Linked DNA regions of Homo sapiens: region 2 is linked to region 1. Evidence: read pairs that join two places in POLR2A ChIA-PET (ENCODE). Cell type or tissue: A673. All regions are shown on one strand. Each heading gives the region's core, and the rest is flanking DNA. Links, peaks and the distances in the headings are about the cores only. Region 1 overlaps GRAMD1B (GRAM domain containing 1B). Region 2 overlaps CLMP (CXADR like cell adhesion molecule).

Evidence for each region. ChIA-PET counts read pairs that join two places held together with the same protein. Peaks named below come from ENCODE experiments on the same cell type or tissue, not always from the same donor. Only the 100,000 strongest peaks of a DNase experiment are listed, where the experiment ranks them.
Region 2: POLR2A ChIA-PET joins it to region 1 with 7 read pairs; 2 of 35 experiments call an interaction of 5 or more read pairs at or near these places.

The regions. Positions count from the first base shown.
Region 1 is chr11:123,558,618-123,561,533 of GRCh38, reverse strand. The region is part of intron 2 of GRAMD1B (GRAM domain containing 1B); the gene reads right to left. Among named protein-coding and RNA genes, the nearest start is that of SCN3B, 95 kb to the left of the region's middle. RefSeq lists enhancers at 60-723, 724-1,386, 1,387-2,050. In A673, for the core only: CTCF peaks have their summits at 251 (motif pointing right) and 1,923; DNase peaks (open chromatin) are centred at 1,313 and 1,913; H3K4me3 peaks cover 960 bases.
Region 2 is chr11:123,082,121-123,085,036 of GRCh38, reverse strand. It overlaps CLMP (CXADR like cell adhesion molecule), which reads left to right. Exons shown (of 7, transcript NM_024769.5): 3 at 324-525; 4 at 1,190-1,357; 5 at 1,830-1,952. It overlaps LOC124902775 (a long non-coding RNA gene), which reads right to left. Exons shown (of 2, transcript XR_007062927.1): 2 at 160-2,023. Among named protein-coding and RNA genes, the nearest start is that of HSPA8, 21 kb to the right of the region's middle. RefSeq lists an enhancer at 1,122-1,416. In A673, for the core only: no CTCF peak of the experiment used is centred there; a DNase peak (open chromatin) is centred at 1,246; H3K27ac peaks cover 1,220 bases.

The sequences.
Region 1 (2,916 bases), core at 223-2,722:
GGGAGTAAGGCCCAGCCACTGGGTAGCTATTTTCTCAAAATACATGGCAAATCTCTGCGCCAAATGCTGGCTAAGCCAAAGAATAAACAAATCCTTTTATTTCTCTGAGATGAGAGCTATCAACTTCCCCTTTCATCCTCTCCTTCTGCTGGCCAGATCCATCTGTCCCATGGCCCTCTCCCTGTGGGATAAGCAGTGTCTGTCCATATCTTCCTGACCACAGCTCTGGCCAGCTCCTACCCCCGCCGGAGGCACTGCGGAGGGAAGCCAGCAGGTGGAGAACAGGAGCACATGGCCTGTCCACACCTCCCCCAGAAGCTCTCAGCCAGTTCTCCATGATGCATTGTGCCACTAATTCATTCCTCTGCCCTCCTTTCTCCAAGTTAGAGGGCACTGAATTAAGTCTTGCTGGACAAGGAGACCATCATCACCCTCAACCCAGCCTGTCTCTCCAGCCCACCCCAGGGCCACCCCTCCGTGATCCAGAGCTCAGCTCAAGCAGTGCTACTATAGAGGAGAAAAGAAAAGGCTAGGGAGGGAAAAGAAGGTGGCATCTCTGCAGCATGATGTCACACTGGCTGCTTTCGGATCCCCAGAACAGAAAACAGAAGCAAACAACATGGACTCCGGATTTACTCTGCCTTGAAAGGTTTGTGTTCTTGGCAGCTCTGAGCAGCCTGCGTCAGATGAGAAAAGCACACAACCAGAAAGACAGGTCTTCACCACAGCCCCCAGGGCCCCATTCTGACCCCAGGACAGAGCCACCGCTTCCAAAAAATCCCACGAGGAAACAAAGATACACACACACACACACACACACACACACACACACACACACACACACACACACGCACCAGGCGTCAGCACGAGTTAGCACTAACCTGGAAGCCATTAGGTAGGAACAGTAGCAGAGTGCAGTGCAGAGAGGAACTCATTCATTCATGCATTGGGCAGTGGGGGGCGGGGGCGGGGAGCGGGGGCCCTGAGGAGGCTGGAGGGCACTCACCTCCATGACCATCCCAAAGCCCTGTTTCTAACGGGGGAGGGGACTCGGGCCAGGGCTCTCAGAAGCTGGGGGCGCTTCTTTGCTCTGCTGTTTCACACCGCTGTAGCATTTTAAGCATGACTCCCCTTTATTTCCCTCTCCCCCACCTCCCTCTGCTGCTGTTATTTGGTGTGGTCGTGCCGCCTTACAGAAGTCCCTCTCTCTCTCTGCCTGGCTCCCTTTCTCTCTCTCCCTCTGACTCCCTCACAGACAGCTGTTCTGAGCTCAGGCACGCACGCGCACAGGCGCACAGACACACTCAGACACGCACCCCTCTTGCGCGCAGACACGCACACGCGCACACACGCACACACGTCGCCTGCCGGTTTACATAATGCAACTCTTTGGTGCAGTCAGCTTGCCGGCGCTCAATTATTCATGCCAGCGTGGAGGACAGAGCCGCTGGGGCTGCGGGGGGGGGGGTTATTTCCTCTTCACCCTCAATCCGACAAAATACAAGACCATGTTCCCCGGAGACTCTGCTCCCTTCGCTGCCACCAATTATTTCCCAGGTGCTGCCCACTAGGTCGACCTGTATCAAGGAGGTGACACTAAATAAAAACACAGGTGCCTGGCTCTAAAGAGAGTCGTGCATCCTTCAAAGGATGGCGGCTCTCTCACGGCCCGAGGCCTGGGAGTAGAGGAAGAGAGGAGGCCAGCACTGAGACCATAATCCGCAAGAAAAGATGGCCGAGGGCCTCTTCAGTGTAGCTGCTCCCAGACTTCCAGGATGCTCGCTTCTCCCGCAGGTCAGGCTCTCACAGACAGCAAGAGTAACACTCAGGGAAAGCACTTACATTCGTGGCAAAGCAGAGTCGTCTGGGTCTTCTAATTCTAAGCTGCACCTCTTAGAAGTGTTTTTTTTTTCTCTGTCCATTCACCGAAATGCAGTATTAGTACTCAGACAGCCCCCAGAGGAAAGTTCTGGCAGTGCGAGGTATTCTATTCAGCAACGATATTAATAATATTTTGAAAGTCATTCATGACTTACAAAGCATTTTGCCTACATTCAATCATTTCATTCCCACCACAATCACCTAAATACTGACCTGTTTAGTGGATCTGGAAACTGAGTCCTGGAAAAGTGAAGGTCCCATGCAAGAAAGAGGCAGAGCTGGGAATCCAGATCACCTGCCTCTAGACCCATGGCGATTAACTAATTGCCTCACACCCCAACTATTTGAGAACCATTGTCATCTCTTGAGGGATGTAGCACAAAACCGACAACACTAACAATGATGATGGTTAGCTCAATGCCTGGGAAACTTTAATCCCCTAAGAATCTTCTTCACCCACAGATTCTGATAGAGCAGGTCTAGGGGACCACCCAAAAGTCAGCCTTTCTAACAAACCCCAGGCGATGCCCACGTTGCTATTCCGGGACCACCCTGAACAGCAAATGTTTGGCTTATGCATTCTCATGCTTTGAATCTTCCAAAAAGACAGTTTTGTCTGTCCACTGCAGCTGCATAGGAAAACATGCTGAAGGTGAATAATAATTACAATCCATTGATGTCACCTGCATCCTGCTCGAACTCATGCTGAGAGCTAATATTTCTTGGGCATCTGTTGGCAAAATGTCTCATTCTGGGAGGGCCAGCCCCTGCAGGCTCATCATGAAAAGTCTTTCCAAGATTGCTTCTGTCTGCAGCCCGTTGATAGAACAGCAGCCGCACAGTATCCGGGAAGCAGATAGTTCTGGGCTGTCTGGCCCTGCCTCCGTTACCTAGAGGAATCCCAGCTCCAAAGAAAGGTATATTGGCAATGCCCCAATTTCAGCCTCCCTCCTTGTCTGGCTCAAGTCCGACTTCTTCTGAAATGCCTTTCTGGCTCTTCTCTGTTAATCCACGGAAAGATCTTGGACTAGAGTC
Region 2 (2,916 bases), core at 288-2,787, 480 kb after region 1:
TTAGCTGTGTGAACTTCAGTATGTAAGTCAAACTTCAAATTCCTTACCTGTAAGATGGAGTGGTTCTGAGCATTTAATATAATACTTTATAACTAAAATGCTACACAAACATGAAGTGTTATTATTTTTGGAAGGAGAGGCAAGGCCTAGGTGCAAATGTACTGTATTTTTAACTTTTATTTAGAACAGAGGTCTCTTGGACTCTCAGCCCCAGGCTTGACTACTTTGTGCCACTGGGAGTACTCCCTTTCCTCTTCTTCACACCATCAGGAAAGGCAGGCTGAGAGTTACGCTGCTTGACTCTGCCTCGGTCTATCCCACAGGTGATCACTTACTCCAGTCGTCATGTCTACAATAACTTGACTGAGGAACAGAAGGGCCGAGTGGCCTTTGCTTCCAATTTCCTGGCAGGAGATGCCTCCTTGCAGATTGAACCTCTGAAGCCCAGTGATGAGGGCCGGTACACCTGTAAGGTTAAGAATTCAGGGCGCTACGTGTGGAGCCATGTCATCTTAAAAGTCTTAGGTAAGATAGGATGCCAAAGTGAATGTCTACAGCTTATTTCTAAGGTATCTAAGAGGGATAGCCATATGCATCACGGTGGTACAAAACATCATGTTCAGTACTTTGGATTACACATTCAGAGGTCACCTCGTCCAGTTCCCTGGAAAGAAATGTGTATCTTCTGTATTATAGCCATAATAAAAAATGAAAATATAAGAGCAATTTTCCATAGTTGTCCATTACAAAACATATTCTCTAATATTTAAGTGGGATCTTCATATTTAAGTCTCTCAGATATGATTCAAATTCATTTCTGTTTTTTGACAGCAAGAGCTACCAAGTTCTACTTAATTGCTTCCAAATTAATACACTTCTGTATCAGTAAAACCATGCTCAACTTTCCTAAAATGTCCAATAATAATGTGTCTTCTTTGAGAAGTAATGAGGCAGCCTCTGCCCCAAAAATTAAAACAGCACCACTGGAGTTGCGGGTATGTGTGCTTAGGGGATGGAGGTGGATGTTTTGGTGGGGGTAGTGTAAAGCAAGGCTAGTTGAATCCCCACTCAAAAGTTGACCAAAACAGATGGCTGGAGAAGCAACTCAATAGGACATAATTTTTCCATTGAATCTGGTGTTTGGGGATCTTTGAATCACTACACTTTTGCTTGTTGTTGCTGTTGCCAGTGAGACCATCCAAGCCCAAGTGTGAGTTGGAAGGAGAGCTGACAGAAGGAAGTGACCTGACTTTGCAGTGTGAGTCATCCTCTGGCACAGAGCCCATTGTGTATTACTGGCAGCGAATCCGAGAGAAAGAGGGAGAGGATGAACGTCTGCCTCCCAAATCTAGGATTGGTAAGTCATCTTCCTACCAATCTATTGAGCCAACAAAATAGTCCTCTATCCGTGAGCTCTAAATCAGCTTTCTCAGCAACTCACTATGTGACCTGAAATACCCTGCTGAACCTCCTGAACTGCCATTTTTAAAATCCATTAACTAGAACAGAAAATCTGTCTTTCCTTTCCTCAAATGACATGTAAAAGTAGTAAAAGAGATTGGAAGAAATGTACTACATAAATCCACTATATCTAAATATTATGTTTAGTATCCCTTAAATGTTCACAATCTTTTGTAACTTTTGAGGATGTGCTACAACTTAAAAAAAATGTTTACCTTTCTTCTCATGTTCCCAAAGGATATCTTTTCCATCATTTCATTCTTATCAAATAGCATTACGGAATCTCAGCTCAGTGATACAATAAAGTAAACAATAAATATAGATACCATCACTAAAGGGATTTACAGTCATTCTTTCTGCTTGTGCAGACTACAACCACCCTGGACGAGTTCTGCTGCAGAATCTTACCATGTCCTACTCTGGACTGTACCAGTGCACAGCAGGCAACGAAGCTGGGAAGGAAAGCTGTGTGGTGCGAGTAACTGTACAGTGTAAGCATCCAAAGAGGTTTTAGTTTCATTTTTCTGTTTGTTTTTGCATTGTAGATCAATGTTAAGACATTCTAATCATAAGTAAGAGTAAGGTTAAGGTCAAAATCTTTATCTCCAGAAGGATATGGCTATCACCAAAATAAATTCAGTAGTTGCAAAGACCACTCAACAATTGACTGGCCAGGCACAGTGGCTCACACCTGTAATCCCAGCACTTTGGGAGGGCCAGGTGGGCAGATCAGTTGAGGTCAGGAGTTTGAGACCAGCCTGGCTAACATGGTGAAACCCCGTTTCTACTAAAATACAAAAATTAGCTGGGTGTGGTGGGCGCCTGTAATCTCAGCTACTCAGGAAGCTGAGGCAGGAAAATCTCCTGAACCTGGGAGGCGGAGGTTGCAGTGAGCCAAGATCACGCCACTGCACTCCAGTCTGGGTGACAGACTGAGACTCCCTCTCAAAAAAAAAAACACACACAAAAAAAACCAGCCCAGCGTGGCGGCTCATGCCTGTAATCCCAGCACTTCGGGAGGCCGAGGCAGGCAGATCACGAGGTCAGGAGTTCAGCCTGACCAACATGGTGAAACCCCATCTCTACTAAAAGACAAAAAATGAGCCAGGTGTGCTGATGCGTGCCTGTAATCCCAGCTACTCAGGAGGCTGAGGCAGAAGAATTGCTTTAACCTGAGACACGGAGGTTGCAGTGAGCCGAGATGGTGCCATTGCACTCCAGCCTGGACAACAGGGCGAGACTCCAACCAAAAAAAACAAAAACACACCAGTTGACTCTGTATTTACAAACATGTGAATTAGCCAGCCCCCTAAAGAAATTCACTATATCCAGGGGAGTACTAAATAAACACCATTCCTAAAAACAAAAACAAACAAAACCGTGCAGCTAGTTAGTTATATGCCACTACCATTCTAGGCAAGTAGATGAGATTTCTCCCCTCCACAGAGTGTTTGT